Regions from separate parts of the Homo sapiens genome. Here region 1 is linked to region 2. Evidence: chromatin contacts called from ENCODE Hi-C data. All regions are on one chromosome and are shown on one strand. Each heading gives the region's core, a stretch centred on a gene start or an enhancer-like site at or near the end of the contact. The rest is flanking DNA. Distances are from core to core; before and after follow the strand shown.

Region 1 (4,050 bases), core at 1,397-3,896, 1.4 Mb before region 2:
CTGGCTCCAGTCGGTCTGGACCACCCCCAGTCCCACCTGCTGCCAGCCCCCCAGCCCCAGTCCCCTCAGGGACTCCTCCCCCTGCAGGGGGGGAGAAGGGGGGCGAGCCAGCCTCCTCTTCTCCTCCTGCCCCAACGTCCGACTCTGGAGTGCTCCGGCCTGGCCAGATCCGGGGGTCCCCTGCCCCAGGTCCCCCAGGCAGTGGTGATAGCTTCTCTCCAAGTTCAAGGGGGCTCTTGGGGCTAAAACTGCGGGCACTGCCTGCCTTTTCCCCTGGGCTGCCATGCCCATTGCTCATGCTCCCTTTCCGGGTACCCGCAGTCTCAGAGATCTTGAAGAGCGGGATGCTGGAGACGGGAACAGCAGGCACTGGTTGACTGAAGAGCCCTGGATTGGTGGCCCACTCTCTCAGTGCCTTCTGCAGGCGCCGGACATGGAGGGGCTTGGTGGCCATGCCCACAAGTGCCATGATCTCCAGAAACTCCTCCTCACCCGCCTCACACAGCTGCTGCACGTCGTCCCCTCCCTGCTGGATGAAGGTCTCATAGTAGGAAAGGAGGTTGGCGCGCTGCAGGACCCGGTACAGCTGCAGCTCCCCCAGCGTCCGAGGCAGTGCCATGGCTCGGGCACTGGGCCTGAGAAGGAGGGGCACAAGAGAGAGGCAGTCGGTGCAAGTCCCCCTACTGGGTACCAACCCACACTAACAATTGTTCCCTCTTTCCTGCCTGCTTTTCTTCCCCTCCCTCATTTGGATGCTATCCTGCCCAGTGCCCAGGTCTGAGTACAGACTCTCAGAATCAGGCACTGCTCAGAGGCATGGACAAGCCAGTGCCGTCCTAGACTGGCCCGAAGCCCCAAAAGTCAGTGGCCTGTGTCTGTAGGAGTCGAAGCGTCTTACAACCTTATCTTCAGCTTTTATCTTTTTGGTCTGGGGCAAGAAGAACTTGAGCGCTGAGGCTGACCAGCACCGACCTGGGATGGCTGGACCTCCCTCTCCCCCAAAACACAATCCTCACCTTCCCCTCTAAACACTCAGCAGTCTCAACACTGAAGTGAAGTCACCCATACTAAAGTGAATGTAGGAGCCCAGTCTCCCCCACAGTGGACGCTGCTGGCCAGCTTCATTCCCTGTGAAGGGGCCACAGCCCCAGGTGGCTAAAAGGGAGGGTGTGGCACCTTCCCTGGCTTTCCCACTCAGTGAGCCAGGTGGTGCCTTACTCTTCTCCGCTCAGCTTTTCCCAGGGGTTAAGCATTTATTTATTTATTTATTTATTTATTTATTTGAGACGGAGTCTCGCTCTGTCACCCAGGCTGGAGTGCAGTGGCGCTGTCACTGCAACCTCCGCCTCCCGGGTTCAAGCGATTCTCCTGCCTCAGCCTCCTGAGTAGCTGAGATTACAGGCGCCCGCCACCATGCCCGGCTAATTTTTGTATTTTTAGTAGAAACGGGGTTTCACCATGTTGGTCAGGCTGGGCTCGAATTCCTGACCTCGTGATCCACCCGCCTCAGCCTCCCAAAGTGCTGGGATTACAGGCCTGAGCCACCGGGCCCGCCCGGCCTGGTTAAGCATTCTTAACGCACGCTTCCTCTCTCCCCTCAGAACCTCTCCACCCTTCCAGGCTGCCCAGTGCTCCTCAGTGGCCCCTCTCCTAGCAGTGACACTCCCCACTTCCTCGGTCAGCCTTTTCCTTCAGCTCAGGGGCCGTGGCAGGGGGAGGGGCGCAATTGTTCTGCTCCGGGGCCGTTCCGCCCACACACACTCCCACAGTGGTAGCGTCTGTAGGCGAAAACCGCCCAGGGGCTCCCGCCTACTCTCCTCTCCCATATTTTCCACCCGCATCTTCAAGTGGAGTGGGGGAGCGGCTCAAGGCCTCTTGATGAAGGGGCTGCACACTGAAACTCCCCTCCCCGCTCTGTGAATAAAGGGACAGATATGGGAAGGAACGCCTAAGGCCTCCCTGCCTCCCTCGTCACCCCCCCTTTCCCCCGCTGATGCTCCTTTAACTCAAAGGCACCGGGGGCCCGCGCGCTCCGTGCCAACGAGGGACTGAGGCAACTGAGCGTCCCCCCACCTTCCGCACTGATGCCAGCTCGAGCTCCAGGGCATCCCCTGGTGCTTGGAGGCTCCCACATTCTTTGCAGGGGGCTCTTAGGCCAGATGGAGCCCACAGAGTAAACCAGGAATGGAGATTTGGGTACTACTCTTTCATATCCAGCTTCATCAGATGCTTGCCTGCTCCCAGGGCCCCCTAATTCGAAGACGCACCCCCTTTTCCATCAGTCTCCACCCCCCACCCCCGTCCTGCTTCCCCACGTCCTCCCCTCGACCTCCGCCCTCTGGACCCCATTCCCAAGTCCAGCTCCACCCATCTCCACTCCCCGCTGCCTCCCTTTGCCCACTAACTTGAGTCTGGGCTGCAGGGTCCGGCGGGCGCTGTCCCCTCCGCCCGGCGGCTGCTCGGCTGTGGGGGAAGGCGCTCTGTGCATGGACGGCCGGAGATCACCCGGGCTGCCCTTCTCGGTGCCCGGCGCTCGGCGCCTGCTGCGTGCTGCCCTCTTCCCCGCGCACGATGCCGTGTCCACCGCTGTCCAGGCTCTGTCCCTCCCTCCACGTCTTCTCTCTCCGAGCCTCCGCGCCTCTGTCTGTGCCTCTGCCCCCCCACCCTCCCCGGCTGCGCTTGCCGCCTCTCCGCGCCTCCGCCCCCGCAGGACGCACAGGGAGCGAGGCCCGGAGCTGCGCTGGCTGCCGGGCTGGCGGGCGGAGGGCGTGGGCAGAGCCGGGGGCGGGGGTGGGGGCGGGGGCCGGGGAGGCGGGCGCTGGGGCCTCTCGGCCGCGGAGACGCCGCGGCTTAGAGACTGGGAGAGGCGGAGACGGGGGGGGAGGGGGTGTGGAGCAGGAGGCGGGGGCGGGGATTCAGAGCCGGGGCGCCGAATTGGGGACCGAGGTGACCGAGGCCCGGCTGTGCAGGGCGGGCTTGGGGACCCAGCGGGCGGGGCGAGGTCGTTCTGTGCCGCCCACGCCGGATGCACAGCCGGCCCTCTTGGCGCCCACGTACCCACGTGAGCGCCCCGCCGGCGACATTCCTTCTCTCCCCCACCCCTCCGAGCTGAGAGAGGAGTTTCACAACCACGCACAAGTACACAAAGACACAGAAGCGCACGGACGTGCACACGCGCCTAAACAACTACGGGGACGCCCGTTGCCCATACTCAGGCCTTGTGGTGCTGGACGTGTGAATGTTAGCAGTGAGCCGGGAAAAGTTAGCGAAGGCTGGGCTGTGCGGCTTCTCCTGTGCGTGCATCTGACTCCCGTATAGTGTGCACTTAAGGCGGGCCTGAGAGCGTGGGGCTCTGCAGGGATCTCCTAGATATCCCCGCGCCCCTCCTCAGCCCCAATGGAATAATCTGAGGGGGTCGCTCTCAGAAACCCAGGCCTCCATGCTAGCCTGGAAAGTTTGGGAAACAGGAATGGGAGGGTTATGCTGCACGCCACCACTTAGGTGCGCGTGTTGATTAGACGCGTCGGCTTTTGTCAGCGCGTAGGTCAGGCAGGGATTCCTCCACTTGTCCTCTGTTTGCTGAGGATGAGGCCCTGCCTGGGAATTTTGTGTGACAAAGACGATACCCTTCCTGGGGCCGTCTATTAGGGACCTCGCCCGAGAGTCTAGTGGAAGATGAGTAAGAGGTCGGGAGCCTACGACGTGACTTCCTGCGGCGGAGCTGGAAGGAGGAGCGCCTTGAAGGAGCTTAGCCCCCGCCTCTGCAACCCACCACCGTCTCCCCCTTTGGTTTCTCCTAGCCCCATCTGGTTCGCATTGCACTCCCGCCCACGGCTGGGAGGGCTGTTGGGGGAGGCGGGGGCTCTAAGGGCCCGGCCCATAGACTCTAAGCCCCAGGGAAAGGAGGGGGGGTGGGGGCCGGGGAAAGCGAGCGGACTGGCCACAGGTGAGGTTTCCCCTAGTCCGGAATCTCAGCCCCGCCCCGCCTCTCTGTCCGCACTTCTGAGGGGCTGGGGTGGGGCATGGCGGGGCGTGGAGGCCGTGGACCGG
Region 2 (4,012 bases), core at 1,513-4,012:
ATGTTTATGGTTAAGGAAACAAATTAATAATAATAAAAAAGATAATATCGATTCTTACAAAATACAGTAATTAAGAAAATTAATCCTTTATCACAAACTTTTGTAGCAGAGCACATCTCTCCATATATACAAGCATTATACCGAGGGTGAATGTGTTCCTCCTCTTACTTTTTTTTTTTGAGACAGAGTTTTGCCGGGCACAGTGGCTCACGCCTGTAATCCCAGCACTTTGGAAGGCTGAGGGGGCGGATCACGAGGTCAATAGATGGAGACCATCCTGGCCAATATGGTGAAACCCCATCTCTACTAAAAACACAAAAATTAGCTGGGCGTAGTGGTGCGTGCCTGTAGTCCCAGCTACTTGGGAGGCTGAGGCAGGAGAATCACTTGAACACGGGAGGCGGAGGTTGCAGTGAGCCAAGATGGCACCACTGCACTCCACCCTGGTGACAGAGCGAGACTCCGTCTCAAAAAAAAAAAAAAAAAAAAGAGAGACGGAGTTTCACTCTTGTTGCCCAGGATGGCATGCAGCAACACGATCTCTGCTCACTGCAACCTCTGCCTCCTGGGTTCAAGTGATTCTCCTGCCTCAGCCTCCTGAGTAGCTGGGACTACAGGCACACATCATTGTGCCCAGCTACTTTTTGTATTTTTAGTAGAGACGGGGTTTCACCGTGTTGGCCAGGCTGGTCTCGAACTCCTGACCTCAGGTGATCCACCTGCCTAGGCCTCCCAAAATGCTGGGATTACAGGTGTGGTGAGCCACTGCGCCTAGCCCCTCCTCTTACTTTGGGGAACATCCTACTCTGTCTATGGAGCAGCTGTTGTTTCACCACTTTACTTTCTTAATAAACTTGCTTATACTTTGCACTGCGACTCGCCCTGAATCTTTCTTGCATGAGATCCAAGAACCCTCTCTTGTGGTCTGGATTGGGACCCCTTTCCTGTAACAAATGCATTGGCTGATAGGAGAATAAAGAAAAAAAAAGAGGAAAAACTAGAGTAACTTCTCTACATAATCATATTATATGACCGTTTTGTTAACCATGATAACAGTTAACAAAATAATTTTCTTATGTCTAATTCTCAGTCCATGTCTGTATGTCCCAAAATGTCTTTCACAGCTGGTTTGTTCAACCATTCAATGAAGGACCAAACATTGCAGTTGGTTGTTATGTATCTAGTCTCTCAATCTTGATCTTCAGACCACCTTCAGCCCATCTCACCACATCCGTCCCAAGCCCTTTGAGCCAGCCAACCCCAACCTGCCATGTACTTTACAAAATGCTCCTTTTTTTTCCACAGTCGACTGCTTCTCTGTCCCTGGAGCTCTCCCCTTTATTCTCCAAGGTCACCTTGAGCACATCCTTCTGCTCCGTGAAATCCATTCTCCTCTCCCTTTCCCTCCCTCTGAGCTTAACCAGCTGCCACCGCAGGCTTCTGCCTTTCTTCACAGTGTGGCCAGAACTCGGTTCTGCCTGCTAGCAGAGGGCAGGGCCGCTGTCTTCCTCTCCTTGCAGCCCCCAAGCCTAGCACATGCCTGGCATCTAGTGGCAGCACAATAAGGAACCTGATGAATACTCCTTTCTTCTGCTCTCCGCTCCTCCTCCACAGCCTGCCAGCCATGGTCAGGAAGAGCAAGATCCGGAATGGGCTTGGTGTGTCCCGCGGGAAGGCCGTGATCCTGGAAGATGCTTCTCAGCCCAGCCCGGATCTCCTTCCTTTAGCTCTAGAGACTTCTTTCATTCTTTGTGTACACACATACACTAAGACTCAGGAAGTGGTTCTTGAGGCAGGACCTTAAGAGCCCAAGGAGTGGGGCCGAGGCTGGAGGTGTGGGGGTGTGACGGCCGGTCCTACTCTCCGGCCTGTTCAGATCAGCTCCTTCTGGGGACCACCCCTGGCACACAAGGGAGGGAGGCAGCTTGATCCCCCTAGCCCGCTTCCAGCCCTCACCTGGCTTTGTCTTCTGGGATAAGACGGGGAAATCCAGAGGATGTAAGCCTCTCCTGCCTTCGTGTCTTCCCCCAAGCCCTCGCTATCACAGACGGATGCAGGAGCTGTCTGGGAGGCTGGAAGCACAGACCTTGTCAATCCTCCCCCAGAGGGCGGGACCCGACGCGGACGTGTCTTGATTGACTGGGTAGCGTGGCTTCGGGGAAGGGCTTCCTCCCCTTTTCTCAGACTAGGATCCCTGGAAAATGGAGAAGCTGTGCTAATAGAGGGGGGCCAGAAATCCCCACTCTAGAATGCTGTAGAATGTTGGGAGACACCCAGGATGTGAGCCAGGGACTTTCTGGAAGTGTTTGTTCTGGCCCCACCCGACCCCAGGCAGTCCCCAGCTGTCTGCACAGTCGGATGGGGAGGGGGCTTGCACAGAGTTGGAGCCAGAGGAGAGAGCTGGCTCATCCCCTACGGTAGGATGGGGAAACCTCACAGACCACATTGTCACCCGGCCTCAGCTCTCCGCCCCGGCGCTCAGAGGGTAACTCTCACCCACCTCGTCCGCTTCTCTGAACCAGAGTGACCCAGGCTGCGCTCCGCCCCGCTCTCCTACCCCGAGTTGGCACGGAGGTATAGCGCCAGAGGGGGGCCCCAGGCGCCCCGAGGTCTTGCCCTTGCGGCTTTCCCTTTGCGGGGGTGGGCGCCTTCTTCCGGGTAGGGGCCACGTGGCCCTGGCCGGGCGGGGGGCTCGGCCCACCCCGCGCCGGGCCCAGTGACTCAGGCCGCAGCTGTTACCGCGTCACATGAGGGAGGCCGGCGGCCACTCGGCGGGGGAGGGGACCGTGGCTGGAGCCCGGGGCGGGGCCGCGCGGCAGGCGGGGCGGGAGCCGGGGGGCGCAGCTAGAGAGCCCCGGAGCCGCGGCGGGAGAGGAACGCGCAGCCAGCCTTGGGAAGCCCAGGTGAGGCCGCGGGGACCCGGCGGACTTCGGCGCGGGCTGGGAGAGACCACCCGCAGTCCCTTCCTCCAGGGCTCGCCCCAGGCCCGCGGAGACTCGTCCGGCGCTCTCCAGCCGCCCTGGAGCAACTTTGCTTCGAAGTTCCCTGGGCCCGGGCAGGGTGTGGCGGGGGTGCTGGCTGCACTTTTTTTTTTTTTGGTGGGCGGGGAGGTCAGAGCCCAGGGGAAAGGGGCTGGGGCGGGGGTCGGGGTTGGGCTGAAGACCGTTTCTCCAGGCTGGGTGTTGGGTGGGGAAAGGGTGTTTGACGCCCGGAGACTGGCGGGCCGAGGGTCGGCGTCAGGCTCAAGCCCCTGCCGGCGCCCTTGGATCTGTCCTGGGCCCCAGAGGCGGCGGGGCGGGGTCCGGGCTTCGCGGCCGTCGCCCCCACCCCTCTCCTGCGGGTAAAGAGGGGGCTGGGAGACGTGGATCCGACCGCGGGTTTCCGGGTGGGAGGGGCCGGGAATCGGGGCCGTGAAGGGAAGCCCTCGAGGGCCGGCCGGGAGCCCGGAAACCGAGGTCCCCCTTCGGCCAGTTTTAATCCCCCCGCCCTCCCCTCTGCCCCAGGCCCGGCAGCCATGGCGGTGGAAGGAGGAATGAAATGTGTGAAGTTCTTGCTCTACGTCCTCCTGCTGGCCTTTTGCGTGAGTGGCGAGGGGTCCTGGGGGGCGCGCCGGCAGGGTGCGGGGAGACCTGGCTCCACAGTGGTGAGGGCTGAGGGAATGAGAATTAAGGCAGCTGGAGACCAGATGTGGAAAGAAAGCCAGGGAAAGACAGCGCAGCCACTCCCTCCTCCAGTTTTCCTGGACACCTGAGGCTTGTTTCCACCGAGAATGGCCATCCTGGGTGTGCAGCAACCCCTACCCCCATCCCTCCTGGCCCTTCCTGTCTGGTGACCCAACCACTTGTGATATGGGGCAGTGGGGCAACCAGCCAACCGCCTGATGCTATCGCCATGGGGCTTCCCTTCGCTCTCCCTTCTCCCCTCTCTCCCTCCCCAACCCTCTCATCCCTGTCCAGCCCCTCTCCCCCTTTCCCTCCTCCCAGCGCTTGGGGGTGAGGAAGGGCTCTGCCCA

What was found. A loop is a pair of places that touch in the nucleus more often than their neighbours do. Pooled maps may share reads with other maps.
Region 1: a map of gastrocnemius medialis shows a loop between it and region 2 (4-fold over the local background). The contact joins the promoter of NAB2 here to the promoter of CD63-AS1 in region 2. A Hi-C loop is called at or near these places in 1 of 168 maps with a recorded cell type or tissue (gastrocnemius medialis), 1 of 37 single-sample maps with no recorded cell type and 10 of 50 pooled maps.

What each region holds. Positions count from the first base shown.
Region 1 is chr12:57,087,710-57,091,759 of GRCh38, reverse strand. It overlaps NAB2 (NGFI-A binding protein 2), which reads right to left and starts at 2,646. Exons shown (of 7, transcript NM_005967.4): 1 at 2,406-2,646; 2 at 1-635. The coding sequence starts at 2,488. It also overlaps a transcript of NEMP1 not described here. RefSeq lists silencers at 1-42, 2,435-3,054 and an enhancer at 3,325-3,374.
Region 2 is chr12:55,727,844-55,731,855 of GRCh38, reverse strand. CD63-AS1 (CD63 antisense RNA 1) reads right to left here and starts at 2,762. Exons shown (of 2, transcript NR_183514.1): 1 at 2,501-2,762; 2 at 1,004-2,194. CD63 (CD63 molecule) reads left to right here and starts at 2,847. Exons shown (of 8, transcript NM_001780.6): 1 at 2,847-2,903; 2 at 3,504-3,580. The coding sequence starts at 3,515. RefSeq lists silencers at 2,501-2,880, 3,151-3,450 and an enhancer at 2,415-3,021.